Linked DNA regions of Mus musculus: all the other regions are linked to region 2. Evidence: chromatin loops called from intact Hi-C (ENCODE). Cell type or tissue: left cerebral cortex. All regions are shown on one strand. Each heading gives the region's core, and the rest is flanking DNA. Links, peaks and the distances in the headings are about the cores only. Region 1 overlaps Iqschfp (Iqcj and Schip1 fusion protein). Region 2 overlaps Iqschfp (Iqcj and Schip1 fusion protein). Region 3 overlaps Iqschfp (Iqcj and Schip1 fusion protein). Region 4 overlaps Iqschfp (Iqcj and Schip1 fusion protein). Region 5 overlaps Iqschfp (Iqcj and Schip1 fusion protein).

The links. Peaks named below come from ENCODE experiments on the same cell type or tissue, not always from the same donor. Only the 100,000 strongest peaks of a DNase experiment are listed, where the experiment ranks them.
Region 1: a loop joins it to region 2, with 4 times the contacts of the local background. A loop is called at or near these places in 2 of 42 quality-filtered maps.
Region 3: a loop joins it to region 2, with 5 times the contacts of the local background. A loop is called at or near these places in 8 of 42 quality-filtered maps.
Region 4: a loop joins it to region 2, with 1.9 times the contacts of the local background. A loop is called at or near these places in 2 of 42 quality-filtered maps.
Region 5: it touches region 2 in a loop (3-fold over the local background); 2 of 42 quality-filtered maps call a loop at or near these places.

The regions. Positions count from the first base shown.
Region 1 is chr3:68,569,645-68,575,789 of GRCm38, forward strand. All of the region lies in intron 5 of Iqschfp (Iqcj and Schip1 fusion protein), which reads left to right. The region is part of intron 2 of Schip1 (schwannomin interacting protein 1); the gene reads left to right. Among named protein-coding and RNA genes, the nearest start is that of Gm22073, 25 kb to the left of the region's middle. In left cerebral cortex, for the core only: no CTCF peak of the experiment used is centred there; DNase peaks (open chromatin) are centred at 840, 2,740, 3,115, 3,783 and 3 more places; H3K4me3 peaks cover 3,442 bases; H3K27ac peaks cover 3,911 bases.
Region 2 is chr3:68,491,102-68,497,246 of GRCm38, forward strand. Iqschfp (Iqcj and Schip1 fusion protein) reads left to right here. Exons shown (of 11, transcript NM_001113419.2): 5 at 3,473-4,156. It overlaps Schip1 (schwannomin interacting protein 1), which reads left to right. Exons shown (of 8, transcript NM_001113421.1): 2 at 3,473-4,156. Among named protein-coding and RNA genes, the nearest start is that of Gm22073, 54 kb to the right of the region's middle. In left cerebral cortex, for the core only: CTCF peaks have their summits at 2,986 (motif pointing right), 3,185 and 4,389; DNase peaks (open chromatin) are centred at 2,283, 2,951, 3,803, 4,386 and 1 more place; H3K4me3 peaks cover 3,712 bases; H3K27ac peaks cover 3,435 bases.
Region 3 is chr3:68,056,127-68,062,271 of GRCm38, forward strand. The region is part of intron 4 of Iqschfp (Iqcj and Schip1 fusion protein); the gene reads left to right. Iqcj (IQ motif containing J) reads left to right here. Exons shown (of 4, transcript NM_177585.3): 4 at 1-467. Among named protein-coding and RNA genes, the nearest start is that of Schip1, 5.6 kb to the right of the region's middle. In left cerebral cortex, for the core only: CTCF peaks have their summits at 3,217 and 5,304 (motif pointing left); DNase peaks (open chromatin) are centred at 2,313 and 3,239; H3K4me3 peaks cover 168 bases.
Region 4 is chr3:68,364,845-68,370,989 of GRCm38, forward strand. The region is part of intron 4 of Iqschfp (Iqcj and Schip1 fusion protein); the gene reads left to right. The region is part of intron 1 of Schip1 (schwannomin interacting protein 1); the gene reads left to right. Among named protein-coding and RNA genes, the nearest start is that of Gm22073, 180 kb to the right of the region's middle. In left cerebral cortex, for the core only: no CTCF peak of the experiment used is centred there; DNase peaks (open chromatin) are centred at 3,375 and 4,699.
Region 5 is chr3:68,601,471-68,607,615 of GRCm38, forward strand. All of the region lies in intron 6 of Iqschfp (Iqcj and Schip1 fusion protein), which reads left to right. The region is part of intron 3 of Schip1 (schwannomin interacting protein 1); the gene reads left to right. Among named protein-coding and RNA genes, the nearest start is that of Gm22073, 57 kb to the left of the region's middle. In left cerebral cortex, for the core only: no CTCF peak of the experiment used is centred there; DNase peaks (open chromatin) are centred at 1,275, 1,637, 2,089, 3,267 and 3 more places; H3K27ac peaks cover 4,739 bases.

The sequences.
Region 1 (6,145 bases), core at 382-5,381, 78 kb after region 2:
TGTGTGTGTGTGTATGCGTGTGTGTGTGTGTGTATGTGTGTGTGTGTGTGAGTGTGTGTGTGTGTATGCATGTGTGTGTGTATGCGTGTGTGTGTATGCGTGTGTGTGTGTGTGTGAGTGTGTGTATGCGTGTGTGTGTGTATGCGTGTGTGTGTGTGTGTGTGAGTGTGTGTATGCGTGTGTGTGTGTGTGTGTGTGTGTGTGAGTGTGTGTATGCGTGTGTGTGTGTGTGTATGCGTGTGTGTGTGTGTGTGTGTATGTGTGTGTGTGTGTGAGTGTGTGTATGCGTGTGTGTGTGTGTGTGTGTGTATGTGTGTGTGTGTGTGAGTGTGTGTATGCGTGTGTGTGTGTGTGTGTGTGTGTGTGTGTGTGTGTGTAGCTCAGTGGATGACTTTGTGTGGGCTGTTCTCTCCTACTTTTATGTGGGTTCCAGGAATCAAATTGAGGTCAGGCTTGAGAGTGTCCACTCACTGAGACATCCCATTTGTCGTTCAAGTCAATGGGAAACTAAAATATTAAAAAGTAATTTTTTTTTAAAAAAAGAAGAATCAGTGCTCAATAGACTGAACTTAAAACAAAAATGTCATTATTTTTAAACAAAAATAACAAATATTAATGTCCCTTGCTGAACTGTTTTAGCTTAAATGTTCTTGGGGCATCTGTTTTTTGTTTAAAGCTTTTTTTTCTTTCTTTTCCCTGTACTGGCAGATCATAACATGAAGTCCTTTCCAGTGGACAGTTATTCAGACCAGCCTGCTTCATCTGTCCCTTTTCGTCTTGTTTATACCTTTTGGGAGGCGAGTGTTTTGACAGCATTTGGGATGCAAGTGTCAGAAATCTGTTCTGTCCAAATACCACTTCTGAGTCACTCGCACTGTCTCTGGAACAGCAACTGTGAAGAGTGGGATTGTGTTTAGACCAAAAAAAAAAAAAAAAAAAAAAAAACAGCACTTGATAAATGTCTTCAGGAGCTTATGTAATATATGCCAGAACAGAAAGCTCTGGTGTGTGTGTGTGTGTGTGTGTGTGTGTGTGTGTGTGTGTGTGTCTTAGACTCCTTTCCACGTCTTAGACTTGTAGATTCAGGACCCAGAGCCTTGAGATCAAGCCCATTGCCCAAGTGAAGTTCCAACAGCCTTTGAAATAAGATGGTCTGTCTTGGAGAGTGTGGGATGCGGCTCACGACACCCGCTCCCTTGCATTCCGTACAGATCTCTGCTCTGTGTGCACAGCAGGGAAGGCTGGAGTTTGGGTGGGCTGAGTTTTTACCATTTTGCTTTATAATAGCATTTTGGTCTTCCTTCCATCTTAAGGTTAAGTAAACTTGTTACTCCCCCCCCCCCCCCCCCCGACTCCTGCCTTATTATCAAATGTTCCTTGTCCAACATGGCCAACTCCCTCTATACTGGAGGTTCTGCAGGACACATGTCCATAGTACCTTTTCCTAGAACCCACTGTTCAAGTTTAGAGAATGTAGAGTTGGACCTCTCTTACTACTTTTTATCCTCCTAATAGGAGGTCTGAAATGGGTGTGCATATGAGATAGCGTAAAACATCAGCCTTGGGGACTCTTTCTTTAAAGTATGACAGTTTGAAGCCAGTCAAGGTTTCTCTGAGGACCATTTATGTCAAGAAGAGCCAGAGATATAGATAGTTCAGTGAGTCAAAGTGCTTGTCACCAAGGCTGATGACCTCAGTTTGAGCCTAGAGACCAACATGGTGGAGGGAAAGAACCAACCTGACCACCACTCACTTGCCAGGACACGTATACACTCACCTTACATAGAGACACAAAAGGAACAACAGTGTCAATTGTTTTGGACAACTGAGGAATATAAACAAGGAATTTTTATTGTTTTCCCCCCTAACTTTGTGTCATTGTGTTGAAGAATTCCTTGCTCCCTCCTACATACCCTAGTGTCCTAGAGTGGTCCTTGAGATTATTCAGAGATCAGCCCCCATTTTCTCACAGAAACATACATGATCCGACCTGTATTTCATTTGATTATGGCCTACAGGTCCCAAGTTCTTCTCATGCAGACTCTGAAGACAGTCTGTCCCAGAGATTACCTGTGTTATGTTGGGGTGTCTGTATAATATTCAAGTCATGGATTGGGTAATTTACATATGCAAGGCCCTACCTTTAAAAAAAAGTTTAGTTTTCATGTAATACATAAGTAATACCAACCTTAACATTTTAATAAGTTTCTCCAAAAATTATAGAAACATGATTCCATCATTTTTTTTACTAAAAACACTTAAGAAAAGGTAAATGAGGTATCTTTTTTTTTAAATTACAAAAAAATACATATTTTAATGAAAGTCCTTCCTTTAGTCAGAAAGTTGACAAGATACTTTAAAAATAAAGCATGAATACAAACCTCGCATGTATGTATTCAGGATGTTCCCTTCAGCACGTTAAAAGTTCCGAAAAGATCTTTAAGGCCTGGCTTTCATAAGCACCAACCAAGCAACACTAGCGGGCAGGAAGGATGCTGCCGCAGATTAGGAATGCCCAACTGCAATATTGATTTGTGTCTGTCACTCTCTCTCTCCCTCGCTGGCCTTTTTCTCTATAATGAGTACTAGAATGTTTCCACATCGGTTAACTGCCTTCATAAAGCACCAGAAGGTCACACCAGCCCCAGACAGATCCTTTTCTTTGTGCCTATAATATAATTGGCTGATTGTGCGGGTGATGCGCCCGCCCCCTCCCCCAGGCCGGTCCCAGCTCGGCTCAGCAGCCTGCCTCCCGGTTCCGGAGGAGCAGAGCAGCTTGGAGGCTTCAGAGCGAGCTCGGTGGCTGCGCGCTTCCCAGCACAGGCAGTGCCACTGCGCAGGTTGCTCAGCGGAACAGCATCCATTTTAATCTGCGGGGAGTCCCTGCCTAACCAGGGCGTTCTCTCGCGCCTGTGGATGCTCAGCGCTTTCCCTGCGCAGCCTCGCCCAGCAGTCCAGCTTTGGGGTCTGCGTCCTAGGATGTACTGAGATGGTACATCAGGAGAACTGCTCGTACCAGGTAAGGTTGGAAGCTTGATTCTGAGGCCCTTACCCTATGGGAGAGGCCTTGCTCTTCTAGGGCAGCAGGTTGCCTCTTACTGGATTTTCAGGGGATTTTTGCCATCCTGGGCTCCACTCCCGGCCTTCATTGCATACAGTATCTGAATTCTAATGAGGCTTTCTGAGGAGTAATGGGGCAGAAACGCCGCTTCTTTGGCCTTCCTTTAAAAGCGTTTGTGGAATACATGGTGGTGATGCGTGCTCACAACTGAAAAAAAAATGTGATTATTGTTCATTGCATAAGAGGTCAGTTAATTAGAGTCCAGTTTTTAAGACTGTCTATGAGAAAATTATTTACATTTAAAAGTCCTGATTGACGATCTTAGAATTTTTCATAAATCAGTCAGCAGGCATTTGGCATTTCAAGTTGCACTGATATCTTTATGAAGCTGTTTTTGCCAGTATGCTCTTTTAAATGATTAGCAGGTAAAAAATGATAGTACCAGTGTGGATTACAAACTTCACATAGAAAAAATATTCAGTAACACATGTTCATCTTTTAATGTGCTAATTTGCTATCTGGGGTTAGGAATTCACCACTTCAGACAATTTCCAAAGCTCCTTTCCCGAGTGAGTGTTTCATAACTCCTTCCTACCACTTGGGCTGTAGAGGCAACACTGTAAACAGCAAGAATGTTCTCAGAGAAACTGCTCTATGCAGTGGCTGGCCTGGCTGGTGGACATCCTGGGTGGCTGGCATTGAGATATTTACTCACCTGATGGAGTTTCTCAGAGACCAGCTCTCTAGCTTAACAAAGCCTCTTCCTGGTGAGAGGTGGGTTACCTGAGCCAAGCAGGTGTTTCTCTGAGGGTCACATTTCAGTGTGAATGTCTGCAGGCGGAAAGTGGTGCATTTCACAAGACTCCAGGAAGGCAGCTGTTGCTAGCTAGCTAAGTGAAGCGTGCCTATGAAATATGTCTGGGTACTATTTTTGTGCTTAATAATCAGAATTTTATAATCATAGGCCTGCTTTGTGGCATTTTCATTTGACGAGACATTTGGCTCCACATATAGATCCTTAGGTATCAGGATTTGTGTTTCACGGGCGTTCTTTCCATGAGAAAGTGAGAGAACTGAGAAAAGGCACGCGTGTAGGGTGGGGTACATCCGGCATCCATGGACAGCCTCATGTGTAGATGGCTCAATAGGGCTGTAGGAGATTAAATTAGTGTCATAATTAAAACAGTCTTCCGTCTTTCTTTTCAGAGAAGCTTTGTAATTTATGTCAAAGGGGAGGTTACTAGAGAGAGGTACACTCCCTGTGGGTTTTTTTTTTTTTCACTAGGCCAAGCACAAAGTCATTGTTTTTGGAAGGTGAAAAATTGGTCATTATCAGCAGTTTCATCTGGAGAGGGAGGGGCCACGTTAGCCAAATGTTTCTTCCAAAGGAAGACAGATGTGACTTGTCAGGAACTGAGTATTTAACAGTGGCACTGTATGTTTAACAGTTTTGAAGGCTTTATTGCTTCTTTCTGCAGTAAAATCATGCGTGTTGGGGTTGTGATGATAGTTAATAGACGGTGTATCACCAATGGGGGCACGTGTGTGGACTCTTCTGAAATGCTTCCCTTCAGGGCTAGCTAACAAAAACAGAAATGTTAGCCCTGATGCCAAGTCTTAATCCTGCTTAGAAACCTTAGTTTTAGAACCCATCTGGCGTCACATACGATTGGGTTTAGAAAAAAATGATTTCTCTAAATCCTTAGCTTGATGCAGTCCCAAGTCACTGGTGTTATCAACATTTTTTTTCCTCAGAAACTTGCCCCCCCCCCCCCCGCCGCCGCTTTTTTTTTTTTTTTTTTTTGGCCTGGGACCTATTTGTATGTTAAAATGGCAGTGTAGAGCAGTTGTGGCATATTGCTTAGGCTAGTAGGGCTTTTTGTTTTGTTTTATTTTTTTGAACCAGAATTTCACTCTGTATACAAGACAGGCTTGGAGCTCACAAATGTCATCCGGCCTGTGCCTCCCCAGTGCTGAATGCCCATGTCGCCAATCCCAGCAGGTGAGCGCTCCTAAGGGGTTAACAGAGGTTCGTTGGCAGGTTGATTATTTTCTCGCATCCGTGATGTCTAGTGGGATTTCTGGAGGGCCTTCTAATGGAGCAGCTATGAGTGGGGGCTCAGACTCCAGGCTCCTGAATGCTGTGTGCATATCTTGGCGCACACATATAGATGCTGCCAGTGCTATATCATCAGATGGCAACAGGGTTCTTCTAAACGACTTACTGGTCTCTGTCCTTGTCTCTCATCACTCACAGTTTGTTTCCAACATGGTATCCAGAATAAGCTGTTAAAATCAAGGTCTTATCATGTGCCACATCCCCAAATATCTTGAAAGTTTATCATCCCGCTTAGAAGAGGAACCTTGTTATTCACAGGACCTGGGCTTTATACCAGTGTCTCCCACCTCTCCATCCCCTCACCTCCATTTCCTCCTGGGGTCCAGCTCTGCTTGCCTTTACTCGTCCGTTCAGTCCCTCTGGTCCACCTGGTACACTCCCCTCCCCAACCCCACCCCCAGAGGCTTGTCACATTTACCATTGGGTGCATACTTGTGCTAAAACATTGTTAGCCCTTCATCTGGAATTCACAGTGCACTGAGCAACCCTACCCTACACCTTGTTCTTTCTTCAGGCCTTTTCTGGGGGTGCCGCCTCTTTAGACAAGCCTCAAGTTTTCCTACTTTTCATTATAGTTCCCAAATTTGTCTTTATAGTAAGCATTTGCCACCACCAATGAGTACCAATTTTACTTCACTGTCTGTGTTTGGTTTCCATTGCTGTATGAGAATGGCTTCTTTTCTAAGGTCTCCAGTACCGTGCATGGGCAGACATGTCTGACCAAGTAAAAAGGCATTGTGAATACTCTCCTCCTTCCCTCTTCGGACTTGCCTTTCTGTGAGGGATGCGGGTTGCCCTCTTTCCCCTTACGTCCATTTTCTCATCTCTGAAATGGGGTTTTGCCTGTTGACACAGCATAGCCATTGTCTGGTCCTCTGCCAGAGGCCATGCCTCTGCACAAGCAAGTCAGCCATTACTAATTTAGAGCCACCTTGCTCCTGTGACTGTTTCTTCTGTGTTTTTGG
Region 2 (6,145 bases), core at 510-5,509:
GGAGTTTCTATGGTCAGGGAGAGAGAGCTGCACTCCCAGGAAGGCTACGCTTGGCTGCATACAATGAATGGTCAGGACTACTTCAGAGTGCAGTACTTGGTGTGAGGTCAGTGGGTGGTCAAAAGGGACTCTTAATCTAGGTAGAAATGACAACACTGGATTGACAGGAAAGGTTCTGTAAGTAGGCCTCTTCTCTTGTCCCACATTTCTGATTTCTGATTCGTGGAGGTTTTAGGGCATAGATCTAAGAGGAAAAAAAGCAGCAAACTAACTTGAGGGAATCTTCCTCAAAGAGGAAGAAGACGGGACTTTCCGAACACGTTGCAAATCATTTCTCCACCCTGCTGGACCTAGCTGCTCACTATTGCCACCTTAAAGTTGGTGGGCCTTCCTGTTCCAAAGTGGGAGCGTTCTTGGCAGGGGTTGGAAGCCTGGAAACAGAATGGTAACTGGGCTGGCCAAGCACTTCCCATGGAGAGTGGAGAAAAGGGAGACTTGGTACTTCCCATCTGATCCAGATTATCTGGTCAGAAAATAATGTGAAAGTAGAGATCAATTCCAAGATGTTTACAGCCAGTTTTGAAATGCCACGCATTTCTGGCAGTGCCATTTACCTTGCCAAATGTTTCGTTTAGGTTTCATTTTACATTTCCTGATCACTTCCATCAGAGCTCCTGAGGCGTGAGAGCTTGGCAGCGGTGTGTGGGGGTGGGTGGCTCGGGAGGTCCTGGTGCTTAAAAGCTGGGCTGTCACCATAAGGCTCAATTGATCAATATTTGTCTACCTGCATCTGCTACAGAGTACGTAGCTCTGTGTATGTGTGTGTGTTCTGTATGCATGTGTGTATATGTGTGTATATGTGTGTATGCATGTGTGTATATATGCACATTCAGGTACACCTGCCCATGTAGGAATGTGTGAGGCCAGAGTTTGACATCGCCTTATTACTTCAGCTTATTTTGAAATTCTTTTTCTTGAGACAGGGTCTCTCTCTCTCTCTCTGAACCTAGGGCTTGCAGTTTGGGGTAACCTGACTCCCACTATCAGGGATCTGCCTGTCTCCATGCCCAACCCCAGCATGTTAGGGCTACAGGGAGCACCCAGATCCTGGCTTTTACAGAAGGCACTTTACTTGCTAAGTCATCTCTCCAGCCCTCTAGGTGGCTGTTTTTGACCTAAGCTTTGTGATATCTCATGGTGATCTTCTAAGCAATAATACTTCCCATCTATGACACAGAACACAGGACCACATCCATACCCCTCAGAGGCAGCCAGCACTCACTCCACTGCAACTCAGATCAAAACAAATTTGGAGCACTAAGCAGGCTGTTTACAGATGTTCACGTGAACTGTATTTTAAGTCCTAACCAGTCCCTTTCGACTGAAGCGCTGGACAGACTAGAGGCCTCTTTTCCTGTTATTCACAGGATTGCTGCTTCCAGACAAGTTAAAAAAAAAAGTTTGATTACATTTCCTGACCAGGAGCTTACCTAAGAGGAAATCACTGAGACAAAGGGTCTCTGCACCAAGGCCCCCACAAGAGCCACAATGGCTGAAGGCCGGGTGGCAGCCACTCCCTACCCAGGAATCCCAAGCATGCCTCTGCCCCTCCTTTTGGAAGGTGCCAAGCAAGGCTTGGGGTCTGGTCCAGACTAGTCTCGCTGGAATAAATCAGTTACAGGCCTAAATCTGGTAGTCCAAGGAAACTCTCCATTTCAATGTAGAGTTAAGCACTCTTCTATTCTCACCGCAGAGGAGGCATTTCCTAGCTAACATCTTACAGGGCAAGACTGTTCAGAGGAAATTTTTAGTCCTTAAAAGGTATTCTGTAGCCCGTCTACACTATCCAAGCAAATAGTTTCACATCGCATCGAACCTTCTTCCTAAAAAGAAGGTCTGGCCAGTTCAGGTAGCCCGTGTATGGTCTTGGAATGTTTCCCATAGGTTTTTGGATTCAATTTCCTGAAAGAAAAAACCAGTAAGCAAAGCCAGCCAAGGTACTAGGGGCACCACCACTCAGGACCGCCTTTCTCTCTCCTTTACAATCTTCTGTATGTGTTCTCTTGGAAGGGATGTCTGGCCCCACCTTCAGGATAGATCTCCACCCCTTTCTGACCTCCACTTTAGATTAACAGTCCTCGCTCAGCTCACACTCCCTTTCTTAGCCATACACACACCTCGCTGAGGTCATCCTCAGTGCCTCTGGGAAGGGGAAGGAAACGTGAGCAAAAGCAACAGGTTCCACCCACTGCCTGAACTTGGAAGTGGATACCAGGGCGCGGTGAAGGGAGAGGAAGCGGCCAGGGGGAAGGTGGAAAGGAAATGACAGGGCCTGACCACTGGTCACTTGAGCTCCTACTCGGCATGTGTATTTGCCTGTGAGGATGACAGGAGGTCCTTCTCAGGGTCACTTGGGGACTTCCGCGTGGACTGGGAGGCATCGGGTCCGTGCGGGCCTCCAGGAGGCTTTGCTTGGATAAAGAGCCCAGCCAAGAGGCCTTGAGGTGCGTTCAGCACACAACCCCCTCCCCAGGGCGCGGTCCTCCCACACAGCGAGGTCTGTAAACCTAGCGCCGCTACCCTCCCTCCCCCGCCTCGCCTCGCCTCGCTGCGCTCTCCCAGCCCGCTTCTAGCTCCAGCCTCCGGCGGGGAAAACCGGGCGAGCGGACTGCGCCGCACCCCGCAGCCTCTGGGCATGCTCCGTGGCGGGACCCGGTCTGCCGCCGCCGCCGCCGCCGCCGCCGGGAGGGCGCGTCTTCCCTTCCCCAGGGCGGCGGCGCCTGCAGTGACAGTCGCTGCGCGCCCGGGCCCCGCACACCTTTGACGGAACCAAGCGCTGAGAGGTGCCATCCTGCTGAGGCGTGGGCCGACAGCGCCCCCGTGCCCATCCTTCCCGAGAGGGGCTGGCCGAGGAGGCACGCAGGCGGGATGTGCCCTGCGACAACTGCGGTTCCTTAGAAAGTAAAGCTGAGCTCGCCCGGCGCGGGGCTCCCAGCGGCCGCCGGGAGGGGGCGGGGCGGAGCGGGGCGGGGCCAGGTTGGGGGTGGTCCCAGTGCCCCCGCGAGGTGCGAAATCAGATTCTGCCTCCCTCTTGGGTCCCGCCCCCAGGGAATCAGAATTCAGTGGGAAAGTGTTTGGGAGAATCCTTGGGGTGGAGTGCTAGGAGGCGCCTGGCGTAAAATGCTTCACACAAAGTCCGTGCGCGCCCCTGGGCTATGAGGGTGAAAAGTGCGCGCCCGAGGCTGCGCACCCCTTTGCTAATTTGCGGGTTAGTTAACCGGAGGAAGTCAACTTGTGCGGGGAGGGTTGGAGGCAGCTCAGGCTGCTGTTGGCTCCCGCCCCAAGGCCTCTTAGGGCGATCGCACCTCACGGCTGGCCGGCGCCGCGCGCGGGGAGGTCCGGGTGGGCAGCGGGCGGCCGGAACAGTGGGCTCTACCCGGCCACTCACTCTTTCTGCCTCCCCCCTCCCCAGGATTACCGAGAGGATGGGATGGATCTAGGCAGTGACGCCGGCAGCAGCAGCAGCAGCCGCGCCAGCTCACAATCCAACTCCACCAAAGTGACCCCTTGCTCCGAGTGCAAATCCTCATCGTCGCCGGGGGGTAGCTTGGACTTGGTGTCTGCTCTGGAAGACTATGAAGAGCCCTTCCCGGTCTACCAGAAGAAGGTGATTGATGAGTGGGCTCCGGAGGAGGACGGGGAGGAGGAGGAAGAGGAGGACGATCGAGGGTATCGGGATGACGGCTGTCCGGCCCGGGAGCCGGGGGACGTGAGCGCCAGGATCGGCAGCAGCGGCAGCGGGAGCAGGAGCGCCGCCACCACCATGCCGTCCCCGATGCCTAACGGCAACCTCCATCCGCACGACCCTCAAGACCTCAGGCACAATGGCAACGTGGTGGTAGCTGGCCGGCCGAACGCCTCTCGGGTTCCCCGGCGACCCATCCAGAAGACCCAGCCTCCAGGGAGCCGGCGCGGAGGCCGAAACCGGGCATCTGGGGGCCTCTGCCTTCAGCCACCGGACGGCGGGACGCGGGTCCCGGAAGAACCCCCTGCGCCCCCAATGGACTGGGAGGCATTGGAAAAGCATCTGGCCGGGCTGCAGTTCCGGGAGCAGGAGGTGCGAAACCAGGGTCAGGCGAGGACCAACTCCACCTCTGTAAGTTGGCCCGGGTGCGTGCCCACGCGCGCACACCCGCGTACACACCTCGCGCGCAGCCCACACGCCCCTTCTCCGCGCTCTCGCCGGGGGTGGCCCCATTCATCCTTTCCCGAGGGTGGGGGCTGGGCCGGAGAGCCTGCCTCCTGCTCCCCTGGGGTACGCTTGCTCTGTCTGGGAGCTGTCTGGGTTTACAGGATGGGCGGAGAGAAGGGAGGGGCAGCCAGAGGGCAGCAGAAAGTCGGGCTAGAGGAACCCGCGACTCATTTTGATGGAATTACTTATGGAGACTAGGTTGTGAGTCACTTGCCTGAAAATAAATCTAGGGAGATTTCCTGACCGAAGTCAGTGCCTGCGGGGGCTTTTTCACACTATAATAGTTGTGGCTTTGTCCATCCTCGTGGGTCTTCCAGCGTCTCCCCTCACATCTCCCCCTGAGCCAGGCAGTGCCTGTGCACATGAACTCAGTCGCCTGCCCACACCTCAGATCTGACAAGCGGGTGTGTTCCATCCCGGCTCCTGGATTTGGATGGATTAAAGGCCCTCCTCTGACTTTTCTTCCATGAAACCTGAGCGATTGCTGACCTGGAGGAACTGGGTGAATTGAACTGCCAGGATGAGGGAGGGGGTTGCTGCCTCTGCCTGACTCACTCCCTGTCGGCGAATCCCTTCTTGTTTTGATAAAAGAACCACTTATAGTTCCTTACCGGAGGCTACTGCCTCAATTCTGGAAAAGCCAGACAGGGAGGGGTGCTGGCGTGGAGCGGAAGGAGGGAGAGAAGGAGGGCTGCATCTATAATAAGCTCAGGCAGGTTTGTACTTGTCTCAACATTTTTTTTTTTTTTTTTTTTTTTTTTTTTTTGCCCCAGAGAGGAGAGCAGATAAATGACTTTAAAAGAAAAGCACCATGAACGTAGCTCTCCCTTTTATCACTGTTTAAGATAAAGCAACAGTTGTAATTTGAAATCATTAGTGATATCCCTAAATAGGGCTGAAGGGCACAGTTTAAATGAGCTGCTTTCTGTGTGTGACAGCTGTGTGACAGTGTAGGAAAATGCTTGCCTCGCAGGTGTAATTTGGCTACTCTGAGTCTCCCAGGTTCCTGGAAATTGGGTGCATGCACTTCTGACTTGGGGGGTGAGGGGGGGTGGTAACAGAGTTTCACAGAGAAATTGGCACAGTGTCTGTCAGCGCCCTTGGTTGACAGAGCCCATTGGTTAGTGTCCCTTGAGAGATGACCTATTAAATTAACACACTCGTTTTAATCCCAGCTGTTTATAAGTTTGCCATGCCACCCACAGACGTGGAGTCTTTCCATTAAGCCAATGTTATTTCTTGTCCCTTGCGATACGAAACATCCTCTCCCAGTTAAACTCCCAGGATTTGAGCAATGATTGAAGATCAGCAGTTACATAGCTGTAACTGGGCTAAGAGTCTGGTAAGGTGAGATAGGGTAAACGGTCTGCCCTCTGGGAACTTGACATTTAAAGGCTTGCGGGGACAGAACCCTTCTCAACCCAGTGCTCACACATCCTCTTGATATGGTAGGCAGTTGTTAAAACCTAAGGTACTCCTTCCTTCCTTCCTTCCTTCCTTCCTTCCTTCCTTCCTTCCTTCCACAACAATTTGGAGTTTCTTCCTCCTTGTTCCCAGATTCTCAGGCTCCCTGCTCTTCTAAAGATGTGTGCTCTTGATGTTTTTAGAAGTCATTGCACTTTTTTTTTTTTTAATTTTTAAAGAAGTTTAAAGAACACACACACATGTTGCGGTAAGGCACATGTATGTACCATGATTTACATGCGGAGGTCAGAGAAAAGCCTTTGGGAGTCTCTTCTTGTGGGCCGTGAGAATTAAGCACTGGTCATGAGGTTTGGCGGTGCTTTAACGTGCTGAGCTATCTCACAGGAGGCCGGCTTTGGTTTGTGTTTGAATAAAGTTATTACTACATGTTTGCTTAGGATGGTGTTTTCAAACTAAGATATCCATGAA
Region 3 (6,145 bases), core at 748-5,747, 430 kb before region 2:
GCTCTGTTAAATCAGCGCGTTTCGCCATTGCGATCATTTATTTGTAAATAGTCATAGAAATGATAAAAAGTTAGGAAGAGGTAACCATGCAAAGTATATTATTAAAAAATATTCTTTTTATAATTTGCTGTCATACTTTCTCAGGCATATGATGAGATATGGCAAAAGTTACTTTCTTTGAAATGTGTGCAGAAGTCTGCATGGCTTGGCATTATTGCCTAATATTTTAATGTAGATGTGAGTTGATTTGTTGTTGTTGTTATTGTTGTTGTTGTTGTTAGTTTAGTTAGTTTTTAGAAGAAAGAAAAAGCTAGTTTTATAGCTGTGAAAGTAAAAAACGGCAGATCTGTTTAATCGACCCAACATTTGGTCATTTGGAGAAAGGGATCCCTGTTACTGGCCTCCCGGTCACTAGAGGGCGCTTGTGAACCACATTGGAAAATGCTGGGCGGTGCTTGGTTTATAAGTAAAAAAGAAAGTGAAAATTGAGCTCTTAGGATGCCTTTGCTGTGAATGTCAATAGAAAATGCAATGAAATGATTGTGAAGAGTCTATGAAACTCTATTTCAGAAACCGTTTTTGTCTGTGAGTTAGGGATTTAGATTCAAACTGCCCCTGTATTCTAGCGTGCTTCTCAATTTGTGGGTCGCGACCCCTCTAGCAACCCTCTAGCTCCAAAAAATATTTACAGTAACAAAATCAGTTATGAAGTAACAACGAAACTACGTTTATGATAGGGGGTCACCACAACATGAGGAACTGAATTAAAGGGTCGCAGCATGCGGAAGGTCGAGAACTGCTGCTCTAAAGGTCCCAATTCAGGGCAAGTAGCTGCCGCGCTGAGTCGGGTGACCCACTGTGTGCGCGTTAGTGTTCTTCAGTCTTTGAGAGTTGTTGACATCTTAGAATGTATCCTAGCCTCTTCCGCCCTGCTCCTTCAACCCTATCACCTCAAGTGTTTTGGGTAAACACTTGAGTAAATGATTGTTCTCCTGGGCTGTGGCTCGTCCAGTTTATTTGTATCCGCCCCTGGTGCTGAGTCCTCTAAACCACCCAATCTCCTGAGTTCCCTGAATCTTTTTCTAATAGAGGAGCTTGCATTGTCCAAACTTCTCCCTGTCAACTGGCTTTTTCATAAGGTGTATCCGACCCGATAGTCACTCTAGTGTAGTCTAGCTCTGTGGGTTGAGGGACAAAGAAATCTTTAAACTTGTGCAAAATATAAGAGTCAAACAAATCTTTCAAAAAGTCATTATTGCAATCTGCTATCAGAAAGCAAGCAGAGCCTGATCAGAGTTCTAATAGGGGCCATTGATCATATCGATGACTTTGATATTAGCGGTGACAATCATGTGACAGCAACTGTACAAAATAAGACACACACAAAATGTAAGACATAAGCAATATTAGATATTGAACTGTTTCCAAGCCTCCAGGGTGTCAGATAGGCAAATATCCAAGACTTAATTGTATTCTCTCAGTGCTGGGCATCAAGCCTATGTAGGTCTACAAGTATTCTACCACTGAGCTATAGCCCTATCCTACAAGGCACAATGTTAAAAAAACAAACAAACAAACAAACAAACAAAAAAAAAAACAACAACACAAACCTGTGCTTAGTGGGTTGAAGTCAATATAACTGGATAAATGTTCTTCTATATTCCATGGTCATCACTCATCACTGCAGCAAGACCCCTTACAGAAACTTATCTTTACATCTTTTGGGGCTTGCAGCCCACATAAAGACAAAGTAGAAAATTAGTATGATTTACTCTGAGCAACCTGTCAAGCACACAGCCCTCTACCGCTCTCAGAAGGCCCTGTTTCGGAGGCTTGGTTTCCCTGCCCACTGTGAGTTGGCTCAAGTTTACGCAAGGCACAGGATGCTCCTGTCTTAAAGGCAGCAGGTTCTACAAATGACCAACAAAACCATTGAGAGCTTTGGTGCTACAAACCGCCAGGCACATCGTATTATCCTTTCTTTATTTCTTCAAACCTTCAGCACAAGCCCTCCGGGAGAGTCCCTAGGCCTGACTTGTGCTCCTCTTGTAGTTTGCTGAACCTCTTGTTGTAACTGCCTAGACCCTGTCCAGTTTCCTTGACTGCCTGTGTTGTCTCTGGAGCTAGATCAGCTGTTCTCCACCCACACACGGTCATAGCTTCAGTTACTGCCTGTCCCAGATGTGCATCCCATAGGGAACCAGTTCCTTGATCCAAACTGAATCCTCTCACTGACTTGAGAATGGCTCTTCTGGGTGCTTCTGCTCACTGTTTTGGCAGAACACAGTGATTAATATAGAGCCCAGAATGTGTCTGCTTTAAAATATGGAACAGCGGGCGTGTTTGAGCATGAGCTCTCAACTCCCCCTTAAGAAGAACTGAAGATTTGTCACATGCCTGGCTCTTGGCTAACACTTCTCAGGGGTTACCTCATTCAGTCCTCTCAGTGTCCACGAGAAGGAGGCACAATTATTATCTCCATTTTACAGACAATGGAAATGAAATTTGAAAGATGAGTAGCCACCCTTGGGTTACACACCGGACCAGAGCTTGCCCACTTCTGTCTTCCATCATTTCACACAGCTTGAAAGCAAGCCTTCATTCAGGCATGCTCAAGGAGGAGGGGCAGCAATCAGCTAGTGCATTTGTAAGACTACAGTTTGATAGCTCTAAACACTGAATGAAACAGTTGAAAAAGCCCATTTGATTTTATAAATTGCCTTACTCCGTGCTCTTTGATTAAAATCTCAAACCTCAGCTATTCAGCGCCAAATTAAAGAGCAACAGGAGGGGAGATAATATTAAGTTATGTTAGCAATTTGCATATTAAGTGCCCTCATACTGTAGTGTATCATGTTGTAACTGGAAAGTTTGGGTTTAGAAATAAGAAATTTGAATAGCAACTGTAATTGGGGAATGGAAATGGTAAGTGTCGAGGTGAGGAAAAGTTACCTTTTCTATCTCAGAAACATTTCTTCTTTTGCAAGAACAACAGTCAGAGTACCAGTACAAAGTGAAAGTACCTGTGGTTTGTGATTTGTCTAGGAGGACACAGACTCTGAGATGGTGACCTGTGTAGAAGTCGTTAGCATGCACTCAGGCAGACAAAGGCTGAGATTTTACAAGTTTTTAATCCCATTTGGCTTGACATGGTTGCCAAGACCCTTTCTGCCCTCCTAGACATGGTCACTTCCTCTGGGTGGGTGTCATGTCATCTTCCTGCCTGTAAGAGGCAGTATGGTACAGGGACTGAGAGTGGTCTGATAAAGCCATGTGGCTAAAATAGGGGTCCCCACTGTTTCTGTGCATCTAAGACATCACTTGAGAAGTCCTTCTTCATCTGCCACTGGAAGTAATACCCACCTCACAGGTGGTTTGTATTGCTGTGAAGATTAAAAGACATGCTGTCTGTAAAACTCAGCACAGAGCCTGGGGGCTAGAGGCTCTCAAAAAAATAGTTGAATCTGTTCTTGATGATATTCAGTGCACTTTTCTCATTTCCATAGCACTGTTGAAAACAGTGTACACTACAGGGAGGAGGTTTTTGACTTGGTACTGAATGGGGCCCCACACTTGTTTGAGATTCTCCAAATTAACCCATCAGAATCAGCTTGTCCTAGAATGAACATGTGTATATGTGGGTGCATAGTATGATAACGACATAATAAAAAGTGTACATCGTTAAGCATGTATTCTTACCAAAGCCTTTGACTTTCTGAGAATGAAACAAAATTTTAGTCTTTGTGTCTGCATGAGTGGACATCTCCCGAGAGACCATACTTCACACGTAGTGGAGGAGTTGCGGATCATCTTTCCAGAGGATTATGAGACCCTTGTGAAGCAGAGTGAGGGGTTCTCTTCATACCAGCAGCTGCAGAAAGCCCAGGTTCCACGGATCACCCCAGTCCCACGCAGAAGGATTGTAGTTCTGAGCAAGTTCAAAGAAAAAAGGTTTGGACCACCTGAAGATCCTAGTGCCTCATTTGTCCTGGAGAAAGGGGCAGTCAGCTCATTTGATTACTGGCATTGTCCACGTGGCTCTAGCTTTTAGCAAGAGTCTCTAGACATTCATGGATTCAATAGATCCGCCAAGGCTTTCCAAACACTCTAAAGTCAACCATGCCCCTGAAGGCAGAGCTACAGCTAGTCAGTCTCACATCACGTGTAATGATTACTCGTTTTGGATCTCTAATATCCAGATTTTAAGTACACCAGGAGGAATCTGGTGTGTAAAGGGATTTGCAGTCAAGCCATGCCCACTCAGGGGGAAGAGCATACTGGGCCCTGAAAGAGGCTTTGTAGTGACCCTTTCCAATACAATTTCCAGTGTTGGAATTATAGAGAATGAAAGCCTTGTGTTATGTTTAATAATTTAACAACCCAAATTTTCCGGGTCAGAGGCAAGTTATAGGCTTGTATCCAGCTTTTACAGATTTAGGTCTCTTGAGTCTTAGTGTTTCAGTATCCAAATTTCATCTCCCACCCTGTGTCTCAGACCCACAAATAGCACGGAGAATAGAGCAACCATATGAGAAAAGGGGGGAGACTCCTATTTACATAGAGCAGACCCCGTTCTCTTGAAACTGAGTGATTGAAAATTAATGAACAAAGTTTCAGAAATTATTTTAGTAATAAAGAACAATGTATGACAGTGTACAAAAAGATATTTTGTATAAAAACGTCTTCACACATTTCCCTTTAAGTCTTTGAATATTCATTGATAATACAAATTCTTTCCCCCAATATTTCTTAATTTTATTGTTTGAAGATAATTTTACCCTGGCAGGTTTTAAAATATGAACAAGCTGTTTTGGTTTGGGGTTTAAAATTTTTCAAGGCTCAGGGAACACTGTGGTGGAAGAAACGGGGAGAAAAGTTTGTAAGAGCCAAGGGGTCAGAAATTATGCTGTGAGATTTTACCTCCTAGATATAACAAGAAAGCTATGATACTTCAACAATATGGCTACTTAAACAAGACATGAACATTAACAGCACCAATAGACATGAGAATATGGAAGGTGAAATTCTCATGGGACCTCATTCCTAGACAAAGAACTACAGGCATGTAATGACAGCTGACAGGTGGAAAAGTAGTTTCCTCTGGATACGAGCCTCTAATTGGTTACCCAATACCTAGTAGTCATCCCCAAATCATTTAAGTACAGGCAACACTAAACTGACTTAGCAGGCTGCATTTGAATATTTATGAACATACACACACCAATAATGATTAAGGAAAAAGAGGCCATATTTGAGAGGGCATGGTCAAGCCCTGGAGAGATATGCCCTCTTCTGGCTTCCACAGGTACTAGGCATGGATGTGGTTCACAGACATGTATATAGAGGCAGGCAAAACCCCATAAAAATAAAATAAATTATTGTTATTGTTAATAATACAATTTTAAACTAAAAACAGATATTTTCTAAAACAAGAAATAAATAAAAATTTAAATTGCTAACCCTTAAATATTGACTGATGTACAAAATTGTGACTTCATTGATCACTGACTCGTTTACTCTCCTAATATAATGAAGATGCCATTGGGATCTGAAAGCTAATATCAAGACCTGTGTGTGGATGGCAGAGCACTAGTCACCAGGTAATGTGCCTTCAATAAACACGGTAGAAAAGAAATCTCACTTGGTTGTAGACACCTGTCCTCACCATGGTCTTGTCCCTGCTCTACAGCTTAAGTGACAGAAGATGGCTCTTTGTCTTACATGCACACTGAGCCCTCATTAACATTGTACCAGACCTCACCAGATCGCATGAAGAACATGCTAGGGTCCAAAGAGAAGTGGGATGTGGGAAGACTGGATGTGCTCCACTCTTATAGCTACTTTGCTTGGAAATCTTTTGGTCCTTCGGCTCTCTATGTTTGCCTATTATAACCGAGATGTCTGTGGTGGGATAAGACGGCAGAGTTACTCACATCCTGAATTAAATCCACTTTGTTAGTTCCACACTCCTTCTGCAAACTATCTGAGGGGCTATTGTGCACCTTGTTACCACACTAAGACACTGGGACATGGTGATCACTACTAAATCAAGCAAGCCTTACAACTTGTATACCTGCACAGACTCTATATAATTCCCTAGGCATGACTGGCAGTTCTTGTAACAAACATACCAGTAACTTAAGGG
Region 4 (6,145 bases), core at 599-5,598, 130 kb before region 2:
CCTGAGCAGCTTCCTTGTAGAGAGATCCCCACCCCAGTCCTTCTCTGTTGTCTGCAGCTCTTTCTCTTAGGAGAAGAGTCTGTTGTTGCTTGATCTTACTGTATTTCATCCAGTCACAGACCCAGACCATCTTCTGTCCCTCCTGCAAGTCCCTTCTACCCTGTAACAACCTCTGTAAATATTCATGACACGGTAATTTTTGTAAAATGTAAAAATAAAAATTGTATTAAAAAAAGATATATACTTAGGGGCAAAACCTAAAAGGAAACTCCTAAATGAAACTATAGTAGAAAACATCTCAGCTATACATAAAAAAATTGGATTCCAAACACAAGAGGCATTTAGGATGGATACAGAAAATGTGGTACGTTTACACAATGGAATACTACTCAGTTATTAAAAACAATGACTTCATGAAATTCTTAGGTAAATAGATGGAACTTAAAAATATTATCCTGAGTAAGGTAACCTAATCACTAAAGAACTCACATGGTATGCACTCACTGATAAGTGGATATTAGCCCAAAAGTTCAGAATACCAAAGATACAATTCACAGACCACATGAAACTCAAAAAGAAAGAAGACCAAAGTGTGGACACTTCCATCCTTCTAGGAAGGGCGAACAAAATACCCACGAGAGGGGATACAGAGACAAAATGTGGAGCAGAAACTGAAGGAAAGGCCATCCAGAGACTGCCCCACCTGGGGATCCATCCCATATACAGTTATCAAACCCAGACACTACTGTGGATGCCAAGAAGTGCTTGCTGACAGGAGCCTGATATGGCTGTCTTCTGAGAAGCTCTGCCAGTGCCTGACAAATACAGAAGTGGATGCTCACAGCCAAGCATTATACTGAGCATGGGGTTGCCAATGGAGGAGCTAGAGAAAGGACTGAAGGAGCTGAAGGGGTTTGCAGCCCCATAGGAGGAACACAATATGAACCAACCAGACCCCCAGAGCTTCCAGGGACTAAAACACCAACCAAAGAGTACACATGGAGGGACCCATGGCTCCAGCCACATACGTAGCAGAGGATGGCCTTGTGGGATATCAATGGGAGGAGAGGCCCTTGGTCAATGAAGGCTCAATGCCCCAGTGTAGGGAAATGCTAGGACAGGGGAGTGGGAGTGGGTGGGTAGGGAAACATCCTCATAGAAGCAGGGGGAGGGGTATGGGATAGGGGGCTTTTGGAGGGGTAACTAGGAAAGGGGATAACATTTGAAATATAAATAAAGACAATATCTAATAAAATTTTCAAAAAAAAAAAGACATTTAGGAACTTGCACATAGACATGACCAGAGAGAAACCTGATCTCTCATAGTCAAGATATCAAAAATTCAAACAAATGGAAAATATCTTTACTGGAGAAGAGAACATGTATATATATATATATATATATATATATATATATATATATACCTCTTTAATTTAAGTATTTACTTAGCGTTATAAGGAATGGCATAATGTGAAACAAATGCCTATGTTTTCCCTCTTTTTATGGTAACTGTCTTGATCTTAGGTTTAGTGGGAAGTATATATGCCCATCTGAAAGCTGTGTAAAACTGGGAGATTTGGAGCAAAATGAACCTGCAGTAAAACTATAGTATGTACCACTCCAAAAAATCTACTGGGCATGTTTGTAGAATCTGCCTTGATATCAAAAGAATCTTTGTTCTCTCCCACAATTCTCTGTCACACGGGTATAGGACAGTTTGGCAGTGCTGAGTCAACAACAAAGGCCTTCCTTCTGCTAACCCTGACATTTCAGGAAGGTCAGGCTCTTTCTATGAGATAGAAGGTTAATGTTTCCAGATCCATGCAAAACTAGTCAAAGAACCAATGGCTACTGTTGCTTCTCATATGTCCAAGGCATCTTATCAAATATGTTTAGTGCTATATCCTAAGGAAGAGTTGTAATACTATAGTTATTACTTACTGTCTTAGTCACTGTTCAATAGCTGTGAAGAGATACCATGACCAAGGCAACTCTTATCATAGAAAGCATTTAATTAGGGGCTTGCTTACAGCTCCACAGGTTGGGGACTGGGAAAAATTACACTGGTCTTAGCTTGGTTTTTTTTCAACCTTACAGCCCACCACCACCACGCTTCCTTTAACAAGGCCATGCCTCCTAATCTTACCAAAGAACTTGACTACACAGTAACCAAGTACTATATATATATATATGTATATATATATATATGTGTGTGTGTATATATATATATATATATATATATATGTGTGTGTATATATATATATGTGTGTGTGTGTGTGTGTGTGGTGTGTGTGTGTGTGTGTGTGCGCGTGTGTCACATGTGAGACTATTGAAGCCATTCTTTTTCAAACTACCAAACTTACCAACTGGGGCATTGTGCTTAGCATTAAACATGTATCTTCCATTCAGTTCTCCCAGGAACCCTCTCATAGTCTCATATTACAAGTAAGAATGAGGGGCTAGAGAGATGGCTCAGCGGTTAAAAGCACTGACTGATCTTCCAGAGGTCCTAAGTTCAATTCACAGTAACTCCATGGTGGCTCACAACCATATGTAATAAGATCTAATGCCCTCTTCTGCTGTGTTTGAAGACAGCAACAGTGTACTTATATACATAAAATAAATAAATAAATCTAAAAAAAAAAGTAAGATGAGTGGTTTTAAGACTAATTAGCTGTCCCCTAGGTAGAATCAAGTGACCTGCGACTGCACGGCCATCCTCCAATCATCTCGTGTTTGGCCTTTCTAAGTAGTCATCACGCTATTCTGAACTTTTAAAAATATTGGCTTCTCTCGTGACTTTCCCTAGAGCAATTGGTGATTTTTGTTAGCTTTCAAGATATATAATATGAACTGTGAATTTAAGAACATAGAACAGACTCTCCAGGTGACCTGTGTCCGAAACAGATCCCAGGACTGGAGGGACACAGGAACCACACAGACAACAGGAAGCAAGTCAGCTGAAAGGAAAGTACCAGCTGGACACGGAAGTATGCGTTACACCCCAAATGTATGAGTTGTGGACTCACTTCTTTAGAATCTGATACCCAAAGCCACACACAAGGCAGAGAGATAAACCTACAGATCAAAGGACCAGCTACAAATAATATAGCACAGTCTGGACCTTGAGCTACATGAATAAGAATGATCACCAAGAAGTTCACCATCCTAAGCCTAAAAGAGCCTTTGAGCAAAACAGTGTAAACCACAACACCTACCTACACTTCTTTCACCTACAGCACTTACCCTTGCTTCAGGGCTTGGGTTTGTGGCAAAGCTCCCTAGATGCCCTGAAAGTACACCTACTCCAAAGCTTTTCTTCTCAACTCCCAACTTATCCCCACCCACCCACCCCAGAATAGACTCATTCTCCACCCTCAAGCTTCACAGCTTCCCTTTCTGTACTGCTCCCTCCCTTCTGTCTTGGGACTTTAGTAAGAGGGCTGACTGTACTTCTCTGTAGATGTAAAGGACAGAGAAGAAACAAGCTGACAAAATGGGACAGCAGATGCATGGGAAAGGACTATTGCTGAAACCTCTCCCTGGTGAATAGTTTACCTTCAGGAAGATTAAATAAAAATACCATATAGGCTCTCTTTGTCTTTGACTCTCTCTCTCTCTCTCTCTCTCTCTCTCTCTCTCTCTCTCTCTCTCTCCCATTCACACACACACACACACACACACACACACACACACACACCTATGATACCTTTTAAAACTGATGCTAAAGGGATCCCCACTCCAGAGCTCAGCTCTTTTTTTTCTGGTCTTGATAACAACAAAAAGGAAAAACTTGTTTCCTTGGGGAATGAGGTTTGTTGAGCACACATTTACATTCACTTGTGGACCATGTTATCTTTGGGCCTCTGTCTTATTTGGCAACTGATTCTTGGGGTGCCTAATCAGACATTTACCATGGCTCTCCTGGGCATGAAAAGACCATTATATAGTGCAACAGACTCAAGGGCTTAAATCCTTTCACCATCAATGTTTAGAAAAAGAAAAGAAAAAAAAAAACTTGCCTGAGCTAGAAACTATGCCTAGTAAGAGTCATTTTCACCCAGAGAACCACTCAGTTGCAAGGAATCTCTTCCTCACACTGGTAACCTACCAGCTGTGATATTGTGTCTTCCCTAGAGTAATTCCTGAAGAGCCACTCTCCATGTTGCTTTCCTGGCATCCTTTAGTACATACCCTGATATTAGCATGTGTCTTCAGGGAAGACAGCTCTGCCAGGCAGCTGCCATCTGACAATAGAAGTTAGGTAGTTACTAGTGAAATTACAGACCACAGGGTCGGACTTATTCCAGAAGATAAATTTAAATCTTTCTTACACTCAATTGCATGATGGGAGAAATATATTACACACAAAGGTGTGTTAGGCAAAAGATGAAAAAGCAGCATTACCTTGCTTTACTATCTGTCAGGCATCTGTCTAGGCACAGGGCTTCATTCAACCAGAACTCTGTAAGAATAATATTATCATAACCCCTTTTGACAGAAGGACAAATTGAAGGCTCACAGATGCAAAGTAATTGTCCACCAACAAACAACTCTTTAATGTTAGCTAAGCCAGGATTTGCACTTGGATTCGTGTAGCATACAAGCCAGATCCATACACTGAAGTGTGTTATGTCACCTGTAAGTGAAAACCTAACTCACAGTGAGCATGATAAAAATGCATCTCTCTGCACAGCCCAGAACATTTTGAGCTGACTTTAAAAGCACTGGCATGAGACAAATTATGTGGTTTTGAAATGAGACTCTTATAGACAGTTTCTCCAAGCATACAAAACAGTAAGAAATCATCATCTGGCAATATGGCTATATTAGCTACTTTTCTATTGGTTCAATAAAACACCAAGGCAATTTATAGATGAGACTCTTTCATAGTAGAGGAACTTGGCAGTAAGCAATCTGGAGCAGATAGCTGAGAGCTCACATCTTGAACAGAGAGAAGCAAAGTTAAAGCTTGTGGCCAATGACATACATCCTCTTTGAAGGCCACACCTCTTGGGCCACCCCCAAATACCACCTACTGGAGGCCAAATACTTAAATGCTCCAGACTATAAAAGAAATCTCTTTAATCCATTAAAACATCATGGAAACATGCTGAGAGGTCTCTAAACCCTTAGAGAACTTGAGGGCCAAGGCTGTCAGGAAAGGAAGGGTTCCTGGGGGCAACTCCAGCATGCTGCCATGCTGTGCTGGGTTTCTTTCTCTAGGTAAATCTCTGTTTGCTTATTTCAGAGGTTTGTCTACACTATCCCATTTGGACAAAGCCTTTGAGCTTTCCTTTGAACTTCTGACTTAATAATTTATTACTCCAAAGTCTCTGAGTCTGGTCACTTGCTTAAAGGGGGGACCATGCTTCTTAGCAGGCCTGTTGCTTACAGATCAACAATGAATTGTAGTTTCTAGAATGAAAATGTTTTATTGCATGCATAATCTTAGGCTGGCCATATCCTTCCCTGGTCCTAGGCATCTATCCCTTGGGGCTATTCTACCTCCTTTGCCAAGACTGTGGCAAAGCCAAAACAAGAAAGTGTAGGCCCATATGGACCACAAGCCTTGTAAAGTGGTGGGTTGTTTATCGCTGTGTTTATTCCCTGAGCTCTGGGTCCTAAGGGGAGAACTGGGATTTGTTTGTGTTTACAGCCAGGTCAGGTATTATTTAAGCAATTTCTCACATTTAATTCACTGGACATTCAAGATGTTTTAAAAATCAATACAACATGCACTCAGCATTGAAGAAAATAAATAACATTTGTAAAACAATGGGGAAGTAGTGGAAGGAAAAGAGAGGTACCAACTCTGCCTTAAAATTCAAGAAGGGGGGACTGAAGAGAGGGATCTGCAGGCAGTTAAGGTTGCTTGCTGTATAGCCATAAGGAAGAAAGTTCAGATCTATCCCAGCAGCTGCTTAAGAAGCCAGGCACCCCACTCCTGCCTGTAAACTTAGCTCCAAAGCAACTGGAGACTGAATGATCACTGTGGTTTGCTGGCATCTGTCCTAGGACGAAACAGAGAGGGTCAGAGAGAGACCATGACTCAAAGGGAGAGCAGAGAATGATAGGACAGGACACCTGGTGCTCTCTTCTGGCTTCTGCATAGGCATAGATGCACACAGGCAGACACACACAC
Region 5 (6,145 bases), core at 486-5,485, 110 kb after region 2:
GGTATTTATGCATCTGTTTCCAAGCTGCTTCCATTCCTTAAGAGCTGTCTGATCGTACCTACTTTTTGGATCTTTCTTGAGTCAATTCTAATGAGATGTATTTTTCAAGGTATTTCTCCATTTTCTTTACACTTTCAGAATTGTTAGTATATAAGTTTTAGTTTGATTGTTTAAGATAGTTTTTACTGAGCTTCATATTTCCCATGTTTTTTTTTGTTGTTTTTTCTTTTGCTTTCCATCTGATAATAATTAAGTACTGGATAATAAAGGCTATTTTATTGTCTTCTGTTGTGGGCTAGGTTGTTTTGACATATATCATCTCCTCAGAGAGACCTTCCCAGGCTGCTTTATTATAGATAAACACGCACACCCCGTCACTTTCTCTTTTATCCAGTTTATCCACTTACCTCGACATGGTTCTCTTTAGACCCATTACCCTTATTAAGACATTTACAGAATGTCTATAAATCTGTTCTTTGTCTTTAGCCAGCACCCAAATGTAAGTTATTGGGAAGCAAGTCTTTGGTGTGTTTGTTACCAAGGCAACCACATGACATGAGGTCAACTCTCCAAGTATGGTTGAACAAATGAGTCGGGATCTCCACGATGGAACTAACCAAACTGGGGCAGTCAGTCCTTCACTGGAATTCAGTCAACTGAACGTATCTAGTCTTTTCTCTTAGTCTGTGACTTACAGTAGAAAAGAACCGCTGAACCTCACTGTGAGGGGTTGTATGCAAGTCTGGTAGTGTCTGATGACCCTAGGAAGGGAAGGCTTGGAAGTTTAGTGTGTGTTTAGGGTACTCCAGTCTAGAGCACTTCTGATGTGAGAATAAACTTCCTGATTCTTCGAGGCCAGAGATTAGCCAGGCAGAGAGCTGGTCTAGATGGTCCTTTCAAGTACAGAGTCTGTGAGTTGCTCTGAGTCTCTGCACCCCTGAGTATTCGCAGGATTCTGCAGTGTCAATTTCTGCTCCTCCAGTAGCAGCCCCTCTCACATGCCGCTGAAACACTTGAATATCTCTGTACATTTTATTTTATCTTCCTAAGATTTTCATACTCTTGTGCTGGTGTTTCTCTTTCCTGGGTATCTGTCTTCCTGTCACAGATGTTAGGAGGATTTCATAAGAACAGGTAGATAGTGGTATCCACCACGTTATGCTTAAGTCTCATGGAGGTTTTCAATATTTGTCTGGTTTGAGTTCATGTTTCTGTTTTTGTTTTTGAGACAGGGCCTCACTATGTAGCTCTGGCTGGCCTGGAACTCAACATGTAGACCAGGCTGGCCTCAAACTCACAAAGGCTAGCCTGCGTCTGCCTCTTAAGTCTTGGGATTAAAGCAGTACACCACCACACCTAACCTCAGCAGAAATACCTTCTCAAGTAAAATTCTACGAAGAAACCCTGTATGTAAAACCAAATATTCCTTCTCCAATTGGAGAGTACTGAGGATCAGGAATTGGGGTTCCCAAAAATTGCTTCCCCCGTCCTCTTTTCTGCCCTTCTACCATTTGGTTCCTATCTCCATTTCCCAGAGCCACTTGAGACTTAGAGCAGAGCCAAATTGGAAAAGCACCGAGTCCTCTTCCCCTGGAGACAGCTATGCAAACACGAATGTACTTCGAAGTAGCGTATAACAAGCTGCACTTGTTGGCTCGCCTTGGAGAGATTATTTATAGAGTGTTCTCTCAGAGGGACTCATCTCTGTTCTAGGATGAGCGCATCATTTGCGAGAACACCATGACTTTTCTAATTTCTCTCAAGGTGATATTTAAGAAGGATCCTAAATGTTTCTAAGAAACATCGCTTTATCTTGTAAATAGAAAATCTGTTATGATTGACTACCGTCATCCTCATTAGCCATAATGTAGTGTCAGGGGGCGGAGGGATCTCCAGGAAAACTAAATTGCTGTTAGATATCCCTATTATATAACCTGTGGTCATTGAGGCTATTAAGGATGTAAATTTTCTCCGTAAGTGTTTTTATTGATTTCATTTTGTTCCTTGTTAATTTCATATGCGTTTAGAAGGCATGCTGGTTCCTCTCTCTTGTCACCTTCTGTATCTTCCTCCCACTCCTACCAAACCCGCCCCGATCACTACCAGTCATTCCAAAAGCATTTCACGGGGTGGGAACTACCTTGTCTCTTACAGAAGTATTTGAGGATGTCAGCTCAGCACTACAGTACTCCAGAATGCACAAGAGCAGGTGTGTTGCGTTAGCTACACATCTAGAACCAGATAGACCTGTTGTGAATGCACTACCCTGAAGACTTCGGTCCTCAGTATGAAATGGAGTGCAGCCTTTACAACTAATTGACAGAGCCAGGCCTGGTAACACAGGCCCAGCACAGAGAAGACTGAGGCAGAAGGAAGAGTAAGTTTGAGGCTGATATACGAAGCACCAGGCAAGCTGGGGTGACCAAGTGAGACTCTATGCAGAAACACCCCCACCAAGTATTGGATTCTGAAATTGGAAGCTTGTTTTCTAAGGCAGGGCCTACTGAAGTAAATGGGATCTTTGGAAACCAAATCAATCTACCTCCTGTTCATGCTCATTAAAGGGTGTGAACTCACCTGCAAAAAAAAAAAAAATTAGTCATATTCGTTATGTAAGAGGTGTGAAGGTGCGTGAGAGTCCGAGTGTGTCAGTCGTGCCTTCAAGGTCAAGGTTGGGATGGTGCACCAGGTTTCAGCCCTGCTGCATTTGTCTGGATGGTGTTATCTCTCTTAAAGCAGTTTTTTTTTTTAAAGTGGTAAGTGTTAGATGTAAGCTAGGCTTACAATAATCCCATAAAGACATTTTATACTTAATACCATAGCCAAAGAACGTTGGAGATTGCTGCCTAACACAGCTCATTAGACCTGACACATGTGGAGTGTGGCTTACATGGCGTGTCACATTTTCCTGCAAAATTTGCTAATCCAGACATAATCACCTTCTTAAAACTGAGACTGTGTGATCTTTGTCATTCTTCTATCGTTTTGGAAAAGGTCTTAACTGCTTAATAGGAAATAAGAAAAATGGATTACCTGCTTTTTTTTGAAATGAGATTTTCCAAGAAATATCCTAGGTTTAGTAATATTCGGGGTGTGGGGTAGGTCGTGCTGCCTTGCGAAGGCTGGCCTTCACCTCGCAGCCCTCCTGCTGCAGCTTCCTCCTGCTGATGGCACGGGCTTGCCCTCACTCGCAGCTTTCTGTTTGCTTCTGGTGTAAAGCTTCCCTGCACAGTTGTCACTGGCCACAGTCAGGATCGGCTCTTGCTCTCCTCCCACATCTTGAACTTACGAAGCTGAGTGTTGAGGAGATAGAAGGAGGTCTTGACGCTGTGGGGACACAAGATGAACAGCCATTACTGATAGGCGTCTAGGAAATCTTTTATTTATGAGCATTACAACCCAACTGGCCATCAAGAAGAAAACTTCCCTTCCTCGCCTCTCTTTGCGGTAGCCCCAGATCGGTCTGATATTTCACTCTCTTTCTACCTTAACTCGAGATGGATTTTCTTCAGCATACGCAGGTATAAAGGCATCCTAGACAACCGTCTTCTTGATCACGCTCGCAGAGCGATCGAGGAGCGGGGATGAGCTCTATCCTTCCCTCCAGGCTGTGTGATAAAAAACAAGTTCCCCAGAGTGTTTGTGAGCAGCTGGTTTGAATAATGATTACTGTTTACTTATCTCAACTATCCCCAAATCAAAATTCATTTCTTTCTTGGCCTTCCATGTTTATTGGTGAATGACTGAAGCAAGGCCAATTACAAACACCTGCTACCTCCTCTGTGTTTGCGTGGGAGAGGGAGAAGCATGGCCAGCTTAGCTAGACCCAAAACAGTGGGTCTAGGAAGCTTTAAAGAACCGAGATGCATGGGACTTTGAATATGGGAGATCTCTCTCTCTCTCTCTCTCTCTCTCTCTCTCTCTCTCTCTCTCTCTCTCTCTCCCTCCCCCCCCCCCCCCCCCCCCCCCGTGTGTGTGTGTGTGAAGTGAGCCAGCATCATTTGCCAGGAAAGTGAATCACTGTCTTGTCTCTAACAGTAATAATTTTCGCATAATTTCCTGGAAGTAAGTGGAGTGGCTGTTTTAGCCCGGCATGGGAGAAGAAAGAAGCTGACCTGTCTCAGTGCAGTGAGACTCCTTCTACAGCATCTTCCTTGAAATGAGAAGTGCATACCAAAGTGCCTTATTTCTAATGCATGGTGTATCTTTAAAACTTCACATTGATCTCATACACATGCTATTAATTTGTTTAGAAACAAACAAACAATTCTTCACATTGGTAGCACCAGCATCACAGCAAACTGCGGCTATACATCCACTTTTAATTCTTTGTGAATTGTCGTCTCATACTCTACAGAATGCCTTTCTGTTTTGAATGCCTTGTTTCAAGGAGACCTTATTCTAAAATATTACACAATTTCCAAAGTGAGACAGAATTTAAAGTGGATCTTTTGAGAAGTAATAAGATTAAAATAGCAAAACAAATTTAATTAAGTAAGCAATTTTTCTCTTTCACAAATCCGAAAGAAAAGTAAATTGGTGTTTGTGAAATTTTCTTTGTCTAATAAATAGCCTTGCTTTATAATAATGCCAGTGACCCCAGTTTAATTAGGTGCAATTAATTTTGTGCAGGCTGAATTTGACATCTTGCTAAAGGCATAACCAGCTGTACCCTGTCTTATGAATTTTTTTATCAACAATGAGAATTCAATTGCCTGCGCTATTGCACAAAAAGGTGGGGGTGGGCACAGGGCTTCATGTTATATTTTTTAAAAAATGGCCTCGGTGGACAGCAGAATGTTAATTACAAGAGCTTCTAGGATTTGGCTTTCATCCTACATCATCTTTAATGTGTTCTCATGGTACCATCAGTGCAGTTAACACCCCTCCCTTAGACAGTGGTCACGAACATGCATTGGGCGTTGGTTGTGAAACACCACTCCCTTTTGGAAGCTTCACCCACCAACAGCAGTGAGCTGGCTGACTGGAGGTCTCCCAGCACCGTTCCCTCTCCCTCAGAGTTGCTCACTGAGCTCAGAATTTCATGCTCCTCCTCAACCAAGCAGCTCAACTGAGCCTCATCCCCACCCAGGATCACCTTCTAATTCAATCTCACGTCCTTCAGCTTTATCTTTTGCAGATTCTCATATGCATGAAACCCATGGAAGTGCTTTTACTGAGAACACAAACCCTTCCATGTTGTTGTTTACATGGGGGTGGTGGGTGGCCATAATTTGTTGTGTCTTTTCAGATGTATAATAGATTTGTAGTTAAGTAGATAAGTAAATAGTAGCAGTAAAAATGCCTTTAAAAGAAGACTCATGCCTTTCCATCATAGTCCCCGTTCTTCCAGGCTTTGGTGTCTCTCATCAACTGTTCCCGGATTCATCCTCCCACATCCCACTCAAACATCCCACAGAACAGAGAAATGACGCATCTACACACTCAGTTCACAGCAGTGCCTCTTCACCATCAAGCGGTCCAGAGCCCTGCCTGGATCAGTCACTCGGAAGGAGGTCGGGCGTGGCAAGTCGCAGCAGGCTCTGAGGAGCCCAGGGCCTGACTGTCACTTAGTAGCACTTGCTAATGACATCACTGTGCCTCAGCCTCCTGATCTGTAAAATGGGATGATAACTGTGCCTTCTTCATAAGGTCCCTGTGAAGATGGCAGGGAATGTACTCAGGAGCGTGCCTTGTCTGTACTGCCTCGGTATTTGCTGTCGTCATTTCCGTTACGGCTTTTATTTGCTTCCATCTAGTGCTGATTATAGCACATGAAAAATTAAAACACAACAAAACACTGCTGATTAAATGTCCCCTGGGCACTGAAACTTTTGATTTTTGTTGTGGAGAGACTTATTTTAGACTTGTTTGGACGTATTCATTTTATATGATGTTTTATCCATTCTTTGAGAATGTCACACAAATTATTTGGATCGTATCCACCCCCTCCTTCTCTCCGTAGCTCCTTTCAGGGCTGCCTCCCACCTCTCACCCTCTCCCAAATTCCTGTTTTGCCGCTGTTGTTTAATAATCCAGAGTTCAATGTGTGCTGCCCATGTGCTCATGGTGGGAGGGGCATCCAGTGGAGTGTGCTTAACCCACCTAGGCCAAGTCCGTAACAAAAATTGACTGTCTTTCTCAC